Regions from separate parts of the Mus musculus genome. Here region 2 is linked to region 1. The links are chromatin contacts, found by POLR2A ChIA-PET in ENCODE. All regions are on one chromosome and are shown on one strand. Each heading gives the region's core, a stretch centred on a gene start or an enhancer-like site at or near the end of the contact. The rest is flanking DNA. Distances are from core to core; before and after follow the strand shown. Region 1 holds the start of Tfap4 (transcription factor AP4). Region 2 holds the start of Ubald1 (UBA-like domain containing 1).

The links. ChIA-PET counts read pairs that join two places held with the same protein, here RNA polymerase II (POLR2A).
Region 2: POLR2A ChIA-PET joins it to region 1 with 15 read pairs in embryonic stem cell. The contact joins the promoter of Ubald1 here to the promoter of Tfap4 in region 1. POLR2A ChIA-PET finds 5 or more read pairs at or near these places in 4 of 5 experiments (Patski and embryonic stem cell).

Annotation. Positions count from the first base shown.
Region 1 is chr16:4,557,279-4,563,398 of GRCm38, reverse strand. Tfap4 (transcription factor AP4) reads left to right here and starts at 3,679. Exons shown (of 7, transcript NM_031182.2): 1 at 3,679-3,971. The coding sequence starts at 3,883.
Region 2 is chr16:4,876,360-4,883,161 of GRCm38, reverse strand. It overlaps Ubald1 (UBA-like domain containing 1), which reads left to right and starts at 3,311. Exons shown (of 3, transcript NM_145359.2): 1 at 3,311-3,545; 2 at 6,741-6,800. The coding sequence starts at 3,426.

The sequences.
Region 1 (6,120 bases), core at 2,430-4,929:
CCAATACTGAGCTTTTTGTTTTTTCCCCTGTGCCCAAAGAGGCTGTAAGAGAGCACTGGATCTCCTGGAACTGGGCTTTGAGGTGGTTGTGAGCTGCTATGTGGGTGTCCACAATCCAACCTGGTTCCTCTGGAAGAGCAGCCATCGCTCTTAACCACTGGCCGTTTCTCCAGCACACACACTCCCCTTTTGAGACAAAGGCTCACTAAGAAATGTTGCCTGGCCTGGAACTTGTTATTAGATCAAGCTGTCTGAAAACTCATAGAACTTTGTCGAGTTCTGCCTCTAGGATGTGAGATTCAAACTGTGAGCCATCACTGCTGCTGGCATTATTTTTAATCATGTGTGTCTGAGCACTTGTGTATCTGCATGTATATGTGCGTGCCTGTATACATGTGTGTCTGCACATGTGTGTGGCACCAGAGGCAGCCAGAAGGGGGCATTAAATTTCCTCCAGGTGGAATTACAGGTGACTATGAGCCAGCTGATAAAGATGCTGGGAATAGAACTCTGGTCCTTTGGCAAGCCAGCAAGTGTTCTTAACTGCCCAGCCATCTCTCTTTGGATGTGAGGTTTTAAATGTCAACATTTCAAAGTACTTCAAGAATGAGAGTCCTCGTGGGTCTGCCACATCCCTTCCCTGTATCATGTCATCTCTTTTGGAAGGAAGGGGCCAAAGACACTCACACTCTGTACTCTGGATCAGGTTAAGGTCACAGCTAATCAAGGATAACCACAGGGGTAATGCTCAGAGGGGTACATAAACGTCTAAATAAGACCCCGATTGTGGGAAGCCATTGTAGAGTGGCAGTTGCAGAGTGGCAGTTGGCTACTGCTGGCCACCACACATACATAGGCAGTAAAGGTTCTTTTGCCAAGATGAGGTTTTGAGAATTAACCAAAGTTAACCAATCAGATGAGAGAGAACGCCTCTCCTAGGCCTATATAAGCAGCACCAGTTCTGGGCTTGGGGTCACTTTGCCTCTGCAATCAAGCTCTCCCAATAAACATGTGTGGAAGGATCCTGTTGCAGCGTCGTTCTTCCTGGCCAGTTGGGCGCACGCAAGACCCTATTATAAAGCTGTGTGAGGGGGGCTAGTGAGATGGCTCAGTGGATAGGAACACCAGACTGCTCTTCCGAAGGTCCAGAGTTCAAATCCCAGCAAACCACATGGTGGCTCACAGCCATCCTTAACGAGATCTGACTCCCTTTTCTGGAGTGTCTTAAGATAGCTACAGTGTACTTACATATAATCAATAAATAAATCTTTTTAAAAAAGCTGTGTGAGGCTGTGTGTGGTAGGATTTAAAAATCTCTGGTGGTACACACCTAATACCCCAGCACTTGGGAGGAGGTGTTTGAGGCCAGCCTGGGGTACAGGAGACTCTTATCTCAAAAAACAAAAACCAAGGGCTGCAGAGATGGTTCAGCATCCAGCACTGGCTGCTCTTCCAGAGGAGCTGGGTTCAATTTCCAGCACCAACATGGTGCTCACAACCATCTTTAACTCCAGTCCTAGGGGATCAGATGCCCTCTTCAGATGCCTTAGAGAGCACCAGGTTTATACCTGATGTACAGAGACACCCACAGGTGAAACAATCATACACACACATACACACATCTGTGCAGTGGTGGCTCCTTTAATTCCAGAGGAAGCAGGGGGTGGGGGGAGGAATCTCAGTGAGTTCTGTGACAGTCAGGGCTATATAGTGAAACCCAGTCTGGGGGTGGAGGTGGGGTGAAATTGCCTTTTTTCATATTCTTTACTTCCTTTAAACTTTTAAAAATTAATTTCTAAGTATGTATGTATGTATGCTAAAGTGCACATGCCAAGGTCAGGAGAGAATTTGTGGAAGCTGGTTCTCTCTTTATACCACGGGGATTCTGGGAATAAAAACCAGGTCATCAGGCTTGCAGGCCAACATCTTTACCTATAAAGCCATTTCACCTGCCTTCCTGATTTTTTCTTCTCCCATTTCTTTGTCTTTTTTTTTTTTTTTTTTTTCCCCGAGACAGGGTTTCTCTGTATAGCCCTGGCTGTCCTGGAACTCACTTTGTAGACCAGGCTGGCCTCGAACTCAGTAATCCACCTGCCTCTGCCTCCCAAGTGCTGGGATTAAAGGCATGCGCTACCACCGCCTTGCTTCTTTGTCTTTTTTAGAGGCACGATCGTATCTTCGATCTCCAAGCGCTAGAATTCTGGATTACAGGTGTGCAACTGCACAGCCCAGCCGGCTAGGAAGTGCTGCTTTTCAAGTTACGTGTCCCTGGGATTAGATGCTAATTGATCTGGCATCTACAGTTAGAGATCAGGTTGGTAATATTGAACAATGTTTTCTAATAATACCCAACAATTGTTATAAATAGAAGTATTTCAACTAAGAGGCTCGATTTGGGTGGAACCTTGGAAGGCAGCGAATGGGTCTGGGAAAGGCGCTGAGCTGGAGCGAGGACATTCCGAGGCAGGCGTGGGCTTCCTGAGCCTGGGGCCAAGCCCTCCAGGAGTCTGGGGAGGGCCGGGACCGGAAGGTGGGGGCGTGTCAGAGGACGGAAGCTCACCCCTAAAACGTCCCCTCCCTTGCCCCAGACCACCACTCCCCCCCCATTGTAGAGCGCGCCCTCTGGCGGTGGAGCAAGTTTTATCCCGCCTTCCCCATGAATGAGAAGCTGCAGCCCGCTGCGCGCGAAGTCGGAAAGTAAGGTAGTGAAAGAGGCAAGACAGGACCTGGCAGCCACCACCAGACCTCTAATGGATATTCGGACCGCGCTGGCAGCCTGCCTCAGGGCCGCTGCTGTTCTGGCTTGCCTCCGCCCTTCCCTTCCTTCCCACTTGCTCTCTCTTCCTATGGCAGCCCCAAACATCCGAGGTACCTTGCGCACCTGCCTGTACCCTTCGCAATCTAATTTCCTAGCACCAGTCAGAGTTTGGGCCAGGCAGCCACCTGGGTAAAGACGGAGGGAGGAGGCTGGCGGGTGGTCAGAGTCAGCCCCAAGTTACTTGTGGGAAACAGTGGCTATGACGCAAGTTTCCAGGGGGCCCGGGTCGGCTCGAAAGGGAGCGCGCCAGAGTGGCTCTGCTCCGCTCCGTGCAGTGGCAATTATGAAAATGCAAAAGCCTGAAGCACACACCCAAAAGAGCCTTCCCTTTGCTGCTGCAGCCCCGCCCAGCGCGTCCTCCAGGATAGCGGTGCGCAAAGACCCCGCACTGGGCAGTCCTCACCGGACCCTGGACTGCACAGACTGGGATCCCGTGCGGTGGGGCTGGCCTTTTTTTTTTTTTTTTTTTTTTTTTTTTTCTTTTTAGCTACGCTTGCCAACCTGTCAGCTGATGGACCTCATCACCCATAGTGGCGCATGTAGCTGGGCCGCTGTTCACTCCATTCACATCGTGTCCCCCCACAGCCAGCTGTCGACCCCTGATTCCTGATCCCAGGGTTAAGTCTGCAGACCCATGTAGTAGTCGGTCCCAAGGAGCTTGCGCCCTTCTCGCCCCAGCATCCAGTCGCCCTGGGGGGGGCGCTGCAAATAGTCCTTTGTTTACATGCAATTCCTTACTCCGCGGAAGGAGGCCGGGGAGTGCTGAGTTTTCACCAGCTGTTTCCCGCCTTGAAACAGACATCTGATCAGCTGCAAACACACACACACACACACACACACACACACACACACATACACACGCCCGGGGAGGCAGGCTGGAGAGACCTCCCGCCCGCCCCTCCCGCCCGCCTCCCTCCCCTCGCCGCTGCTGCTGCTGCCGCCAGCATCTGGGACCGGCCGATTCTGCACCTCCGTCCGGCGCTGCCCTTTGATTCGGATTTCCATCTTGCATTCTCCGGCTGACCGCGAGACCTGGCTCGTGCACAGGAGGGGGGCCTATCGCTATGGAGTATTTCATGGTGCCCACTCAGAAGGTGCCCTCTTTGCAACATTTCAGGAAAACAGAGAAAGAAGTGATAGGAGGGCTCTGTAGGTGTGTACTGCTCCTCCCCCCAACCCCTTCTTCCCATTGCAGCCCCCGGCCAGCCCGCCCGGGCGGGTGCGCGTGTGCGCACGCATGGCTCGCGCCTCCGAGCTCGCTCGCCTTTCTTAGCTACTGGGTCCGCTGCAGTCTCTGGAACCCTGCTTGCGTTGCCTAGGGACCCTCTTCCCTTGGAACGTGGGGACCCCGAGAGGTTCTGTCCACTTTTGTCCGCTGCAGGCGGGCGAGTCGCGACGTTTGTAAATTGCAAACAGACCCACGTGGTGCTGCAGCAGTCCCGGCCATGCTTGCTGCTGGTGGCTTTCACCCAGCGCTTCCTCCTCCCCCCGCCAGCTTTGGCTTCCTTCCTTTTCCTTGCTTACTCGCGCTTTCTGGGAACCCTCTTCTAAGGAGGTCGTTTTGGGGGGGGCCCGGAGTGTGCGAGAGGACAGCTACAATGCTGCCATGCCGCGGTTCCAGGCTGCGGGGAGGGGGGGCGGGGAGCCGGGTGGTGTGAACGTTTGCAGAGAACAGGGCTGCAGCAGGGTTGGGGGCGTGCTCGCTCGAGGTTGCGAGGCGTACGTGGACCTTTAGTGGCCATGCTTCAAGCAGGGAAGTTGCGGTCCCCCACACGTTGGCAGTCACTAGTCGCACGTTCTCCGCCCGCGCTCGGGTGCTGTTTACTAGCGAGGCCTGGACGTGACTCTGCAGCCCTCTTGGAGTAGGCGGGCCTCTGCGCGCACGACCTCACGGGAGCTGTAGTTCTCTATGCCGGGTCGGTGCTGCATTGTGGGACTTGTAGGCGCTTCGGGGCCACGCTTTACTTGCACAAAGCTCGGCCGTAACCAACTAGGTGGGCTAAGCAGGCCAGGTGGGGAGGCCTTTTGATGAGGGTGCGTCTTAGGTTGCTTCAGGGCTCTAGTCTACTTCCTGTTGCATATGGGTCTGCAAACTTTGCTGTCCCACTTCTGTTCCTCAGTCATAAATGCAAAGCGTTGAATCTCCTGGTCGGGTGGGTGGTCGGAGGTCTCTCTTGAGATACCCCTTAGTGAGCTTGATCCTACCTAGGTTGCCCCAGATCCACTCGCTACTAAATCGCGATTGACCAGTGGCCGAATCTCTCTTAAACTCTTGTTAAATCGTCATGTCTGAGATTTCTATTGCCGGCCCTGGTATCTGCTCATTGAACCCTACAAGCCGGCTGGGTCCGGGCGGGGATGGTGGTGGTGCACGCAAGGAGAGGTTTCTCCAGCGCGCTTAAGTTTGAAACCGACGATCTCTTTCCTGCCTGCCGTGCTACTCTAGGAGCGTAATGGCTCCCCAGGGCTGGGGCCACGTGCTCCGACACCCCAGCCAGGCAGGGCTGGGGCTGGAGGAGGAGGAGCCCGCTGAGTGGCATAGGCTGGTTGGTAGACAGCAACGCCTGTGGGGCAGGTTGCTGCATAGGTATAAAATCCAGGTAGGGATCCCACTTTACTTTCAAGTTGAGAGCCAATACCTAGGGCCTGTTGGTGGGTCTAGCAGCTGGCAGCCCCCTCTAATCCCCCCCCCCCCAGCTGGCACTAAGATACGGTTCACCTGAGGGCCCAGCAGGTACAAAACAGCAGTAACTAAACTCTTGGACACTAAATATTCTGGGGACCTACTTGCTAGAATTTTCTCTTCGAATCACTACAATCTTGCTGTGAGTCCATTTGTTTTCTGATTTCTTTGTAAAGCTGGAGAAGCTTTATAAAGCTAAGAAGGCACCAGTTAGAGCAGATATTCAGCTGGACTCGATTCCTAAGTTTGCTGTTGTGCTGGCTCCTCTGAGCTGGCTTGGGGAGTGGGGAGTGAAGCCTGATTAGCTCCATATTCTGGAGAGGTCATTCTGGTGCTGGTCCTGCATTGGCTTTGACAGTAGGAACCTCTGGTTGCTATGCCTAAGCCTTTCGGTACTCTTGTCTTCACTCGGTCCCTTTCTCCAGACCTGTGTTGCTGGAGGGCAGTAGACCTGCCCCGCCCCCAGGAACATAGGGTGTTTTCAGGTCTAGTAATTGAGGCACCACAACCTGCCTACAGGCACACAGGTCCTTAGCCTGTCTTGCTTACAAGGAGACAGTTGTACACTGGGCATGGAGGAACATAGCCTCTAGGCCTGTTCATTTTCAGCTGGAGCAAC
Region 2 (6,802 bases), core at 2,062-4,561, 320 kb before region 1:
GCACACCAGGTAAAGGTGCTTGCCACTGAACCTGCATCTGATCCCTAGAACCAGATGGTAGAAGGCAATTGACTCCACCCTTACACCATAGCATTCACACACCCACATAAACACACAGTAAATAAATATAAAACAAAATATAAAATAAGTTGGAGCGTTGATCCTATTTTCCTGATTTTGGATGCCATGTGACTAGCTGCTTCAGCTCCCACCACCTTGACTACTCTGCCACAGCAGACGGTACCCTGTAACTGTGAGGTGGGAAAAACTTTTCCTACCTTAAATATGTTGAACTCTTTGATCAATGAGCTAAAGATATCTGAACCTGGTATAGTCTTTAAAAATCAAAAAAGAAAAGTTCTCCCTGTGAAATCCTAACACTCTTATGCATATTTCATGGTATATATGCTACATGAATGTTTTAACACACGCACGCACATGCAAAAGTGCTCTGAATTCAGTCTCCTGCCTTCCCTGATCATACAGAGGGAAAAGTCCTGAGGGCTCTGGTTGTCTCAAGAAAATGGAGAACCTGGGCACAGCAGGTATTTTACCAAGCAGAAGTGTCACTAAACAGTGTTCTTAAAGAGTTTGAATTCAGGAGTTCCAAACCCCTCCAGCAATATCCTTCTGTGTTTGTCCACTATCAACATTTGAATGGATTAATTTTATTCAACAAATATTTATTGTGCAGCTACTATGTGCCAGATGATGAGTAAGGCAACGGAGATCAACTGACAGAAGAGAGGGTGCCTGCAGACCAGCAGCAGCAGCAGCAGCAGCAACACACCTCCATTGACTAGCTCTGTGAATGGGGACATTTCTCATCATACCTGAACCTCAGGTAAGGGAAGGCTGGAAATGCCCTATTCTCTCTCACATTCTCTTCTGGCCCTGTTCCCAGGGCACATCCCAGACTGCTAAAAAATCCAAAGTCCACCCTCCAGCCAAGCAAATAGTGGCTGAAAACAACGTTGTTTTCTTTCCCTGCCACGGCTGGGAAAAACAAGCTAGCTGGAGTAACTCATCACCTGGCAGGGTGACCTTCCCTTCTGTCAGCTTTTTGTTCTGCCAGTGCAAGGCCTGCATGCAGTAGCTCTCTCTGGGCTGAGCAAGCCACTGAGGTGACTAGATAAGGTAGAAGGGTGTGCCTGTCTGTGATCCTACATCCATGAACAAAAGATCCCCCGACCCAATACTCAGCTTCCTTTGCCTGAAAGATATAGCTGGCTCACTGGGTGCCTGGTCTTTTCTTTAGCTCCAAATGTCACAAGTATAAGGAAATCCACCATCAGCTTGCTTACTATAAAAATGGGAATGACACTCCCTACAGTAGCTAACGCAGGACTCGAGAAGAGATGCATGCCAAGTCTTGTACACAGAGTACCAGGCCTTTTGCTAGGTCTGTCATGCTCATCCATCCCACACTGCACAGTGAGGAGAGTTCCCACACAAGAGTGGAACTTCGAAGAAACAACAGTCAAAAATGCCATCCAGGTCTGTCTGGCTACAACCTACCCACCTTCCTTCAGACTTTGTTACAGTCTCCATGGCAACAGTGAAATCAGAGCGGCCTTTTACTGTGATCTCCATGTGTGCTGGTTTTGCCTATAATAATGCACATGCATAGTTGGGCGTGGTGGCACACACCTTTAATCCCAGCACTTGGGAGGCAGAGGCAGGCGGATTTCTGAGTTCAGAGTGAGTTCCAGGACAGCCAGGGCTACACAGAGAAACCCTGTCTCGAAAACAAACAAACAAAAGCACATGCATGATGCTTCCTAGAAATAAAGGCATATTCTCAGCAAAAGCAAAAAAATTGGGGTACTGTTGATATGCAAAGACTACTGCTGAGTGTTTCTCCAAAAGGCAGCAAAGAGGCTGAAATCTTACTTCGTGTGGACAGATGGGCAAAACGTCTAAGAAAGGGAGACACTCACTAGTCCCGCTGCTACCCATAAACTAAACTCGCAGCTATAACTCAGAGCCTTCCAAGCTCCCCGTCCTCGTTTCTTCCTCCTTTTCTTCCTATCTAAGGATCTTTCAGTCCCACCTCCTTCCCATCTTCCTCCAGCCACCCGATCGGAGAGCCCCTAGGAGTGAAGGGCAAGATAGAACTCCATTTCCCTAGGTATCAACTGGGCCCCACACCTTTACGGCCTCAGCGGTCCTAGCGAGAACAAAGGATCAGGTGTATCAAAACGTCTCAAGAGCCCGCAGTTGGCTTCCGAGGCCTGCGCTTACTTCCTCGGGGCAGTGTCGCTATAATGAAGCTTTCGGACCTAACGCCTCCCCTCCCGGCTGGTTCTACAGGGGGCCAGGTCAAAGGTGAGGCCAGTGAGAGCAAAGAACCCGGGCAACGTCTCTCAGCCGAGAAGACAACGCCAGCCCTCTCCTCCCCCCAGCTTCTGGGCGACTCTTCCACGTCCGACCGGCCACTCTACCAACCGCGACGTCAGCCGGAAGTGGCATGTGCGGGGCTGTAAACACCGCCTGCGAAATCACGCACCCAGCTCCCGACCCCGCCCCCACGCCACGTGATGCGCCCGCCCCCGCCGCCGCCTCATTGGGCGGCCAGCTTTGTTTACCTTATATGGCCAGGTCCTAACACCCCGTGACGGCCCATTGGTACAGTCGCGACCTCACTCAGGTGACGTCACTGGGACAGAAAGATGCAAATAAACCGGGGCATTGTGGGAATGGCAGTCGTGGCCGTTTCTGTACGTGCTCCGCGCGGTCCTTTTGCCAGCAGGCTGCTGGAAGTTTTTCTTTTGCGTGGGAAAGTGGGAGTTGAAAGAAAGGGGACGCCAAGGCTCCGGAGCAGGGGCTGTCTTTTTTTTTTTTTTTTTTTTTTTTTTTTTTTTTAAGACGCTCTTCCTGCACGACTGGCCAAGAGTTAGGCAAAGATGCCTTGCGAGCTCTGGAATGCTTCCAGGAGGTGGTGATTTCTAGCAGCGCCTTGAAAGGCAGATGCTCTGCGATACCGAGCGTTTTCTAAGTCTCAGGATTTTAGGAGTGTTTCAGCCTAGGGCAGTGGAGTAGGACCAAAGCTATCAGAGAGTCCCCTAAGAGCGCGCCTATTAATATTGTGATGCTAAGCACAGCAGCACACAGGACCTCCAGGGCCCAGTGATAAGGCAAGCTTGTGCAATGGTCCCTGGTTCGCAACTTCGCCTCTCAGCCTGGGGCACGGGCTGCGCGCCCCACTGAGATCGCTCGGGAGAGGGCGTCCACGCTCCTTCCCGGTCCGTTCGGCGGGGGCGTCGCGGACTACACATCCCAGCATGCTTCGCCGGCCGCGGGGCAGCGAGGCGCGGTGAGTCAGAGCGCACAGTAAATATTTGTATTAGCCGGGGCCGGCTCGCTAATGGTGGACGCGTGAGGCTAGCGCGCAGGGAGGCCGGAGCGGGCTGCACGGCGGCGCCATGTCCGTGAACATGGACGAGCTCAAACACCAGGTCATGATCAACCAGTTCGTGCTGACGGCGGGCTGTGCGGCCGATCAGGCGAAGCAACTGCTACAAGCGGCCCACTGGCAGTTCGAGGTGCGTAGGGGAACCGGGGACGGGCGCGGGCGGTGTGGACACGTGCCGGGGTGCCGGCTGCGGGCATCACCGACCGCCAGGCCAGAGCCCCGGAAACCCCGCTATCAGGACTGGATACCCTCCCCCAACACCCCCCCCCCCCCGGTCCCGGTAACGGCTGAGGAGGAGACAGCCGCCTGGAAGACGCCCAGGGCCGTGCCGGAGGCGGAGTCGCTTGGAGAGAGCGGTCTCAGGGTCGGTGTGCCGGGTGGGCGGTTTGCGGGAGTGCGCACACGTACATGTGGATTTGTATTTACGCACGCACCGCGCTTGGGCGTCAGCAGGGCACATCGAAGGTTGTGGGCATGTGGGCGCGTGTGCGGACTCAAAGCCCGTCTCGAGTGCGTGTCTGATACAGGATACCTTTGTGTCATGTTTGGTGTGTGTGTGCAGCGTGTACATAGGTGGTGGTTTGCTGATGGTAATCGTGCTGGGTATGGTGCGGTGTATGTTCATATACGTCATGGAGTGTATGGGTGGTGTGCTGGATCCTCAGAGTAAATTACGAGAGTCTGTATGTGTGTAGCCCACTCCAAAGGTGTCACCGGGGCGGGATCCTTATGAAGACCTGGGTATCCTCGGGCCTGACAAAGGAACCTGTATCTTGGGATGGTGTACTGTATACGGTTCACTTATTTTAGGGCATTTTAGACAGAAGATGGGAAGGTCAGTCTGGCTCTCATCTACTCCCAGGTTTCTCTTGACCGGTAGGATTATGTGCCCAGTCTTTTGTGTTACTAAGATGCCTCTGTTCCTCTAACTCAAAACCCCACATTCACCACTTGTGGGTATCGAGATGAGACTCTCTGGCTTGTAGCTGTGTGGGTACATGTGTGAGTCACAACCAGAGCCAGTCTAGTATTCTGTGCCCAGTTGGAGACCCCAGAGCTTGGCTTCCCAGTGGGAACCATCCCATTTTCAGTAGGAAAAGCCAGGAAGTGGAGACCAAGGCTTAACTTCCTGGTGCAGGATCAGAACCTCCCCAGGCTGGGAAGACTGTAGCCCTTCCAGCTCTGGATACCAAGCCTTCGATCTGTTTATCTACTCCCTGCTAGACTTCCAGGCCAATGTCCCTATGCAAGAGAGGGAAGGCTTCTTCCTTTAGCCTGGATTTGCTTACCCCTGGAGGTAGCAGTGCTTGTCAGCCTCTGAGGCCTGAACGCTCTGCCTTCTGTCCCCTCCCCCTGCAGCCCCACCCCAGGGAAGTGCCTTACTGCTCAGCTCTGCAACAGTCTTAATCTGCCCTGTTGTCTCTTGGGTTGGATGTGGTAAAACTTGTAAAACCACATTCATGGCAGTTGCTGGAGCCCAGTGGCTCTGCTTGCAGGTCCTTGCCCCAGGCTGGGCAGGCAGGCAGGTGTCTCATGGGAAATGGGCCGTGTGGAAGACTCGGCCCCTCTCTCAGTGTGGCGCAGGCTGGAGGGGGATGGACTGAGATATATGGCTACCAAGATTAGGGAAAACTGTCTTCAGGAGGAGCAGGGACTTCCTGCAGCCTGGAAACAGGCTGACTGACATGGGTAAGTTCTCTGTGCTCTGGGCTTGCAGAGTCTCCCTGTCACCGGGTACAAAGTGAAGAATAAGCTGTGAGCTCCCCTTGACCTGAGGCATCTGCCTAGGTGTGAGGGGTTCCTCATGGTTAGCCCTCCCCCACCCTCCTGGTTGGTAGCATACTCCAGGCAGTGTTTCTGGGTCACATTCTCAGATTCAGGTGCTAATGGGGGCAGAGGCGGGGAGGGGGGGGGGACACACACACACACACACCTCTGTGTAGTTGGCCAGATTCTTCTCTATACTGCCCTTTGGAGGACAGTACGGGTGTGTCATGTTGGGGTCCTGGGCTAGAGGAGCAGCTGCCCCTGCTAGGAGGCCTTGAGTGACCCCAGATTCATCCCCACTCCACTGCTTGGGAACACTGGTGTTGGGCACCACCAGCAGGGCATTCCCAGAATAATTCATTGGAATATACTGGAAAAATAAAAGAGCAAGCCTGGTCTCAGCCTGGGTTTCTGTGTGAAATCAGAGGCAAGGGGCTCCCAGTCCTGCTGGCTGGCCTGGCCTCCTGCTGTTCTGGGTTGGAGTGAGGAGTGGTACTGCCTAGGCTGAAGCTTAGCAGGCTCCAGGGGACCCCTCACCCACTTGATAACCGTGCTCACCCAGCACTTTCACAACAGCATCCAGTTTCCTCTTTTCCTGAATCAGGCCAAGGCAGGATACGGTCAGTACAGACGCTATCCTTTGGGTTCCCTGAGGCCACCCTGGGGCTCCCTTCCCCAGTGACACAGGCTTTTACACCAAGTCCTCTTTTTTTTTTTTTTGGTTTTTCGAGACAGGGTTTCTCTACAGCTCTGGCTGTCCTGAAACTCACTTTGTAGACCAGGCTGGCCTCCAACTCAGAAATCCACTTGCCTCTGCCTCCTGAGTGCTGGGATTAAAGGTGTGCGCCACCACGCCCAGCTACACCAAGTCCTCTTTCACCACACTTTTTGGCCAGTCCTGAGTGTTAGCCTAGAGTCCCAGTTCAGGGTTCTGTTCCTATTCCCACCTCGTGCTAGCCCAGGGTCTTAAGCCACTTCATCCTCAGTTTTCCTGTCTGTAAAATGGAGGACACCAATTCTAGCTTTGATGGTATGCCCCTATTTTGCCCTATTTCTGCTTGAAGAGGCTGTAGCTCAGAACAACAGGTGGCTAAGGAGCTGTCCCAAAAGCTGTCATGGAAGCAGTCTTCAGTTTCTGGGTCACCCTCTAGCTGTTCGTGTTAGGGACATCCCTCCAGAGATGGAAGTTATGCTAAGAAGTCTCCACCCTCTACACTGAGACTCACTCTTTGAGAGTCCCCCAGTACATATGATACAGAGACTCAGAGAAGGGTGGGGATTCCTCCCAACACACACCCCTCCAGTTGAGGTGACAGACCCAGGCCACAGTAGAGTCCAGAAAAGCCACAGTGACAATGTTAGGGTGTGGGGCAAGGGTTCATGAGACCCCAGCTACCTGACTGGTGGGAAGCGATATTGTAAGCGTCTTCACTGCTGGGAGTCCCATGAGACCTCCTTGTGTGATGGTCACAGACACACTGCTGGACCTCAGTTCACCCTGTCCCTCGGGGATGGTTGGACAGGTCTTGGAGGGTAAGCACAGCCTTTCTCTCTGCAGACAGCCCTCAGCACCTTTTTCCAGGAGACCAACATCCCCTACAGCCACCACCACCAGATGGT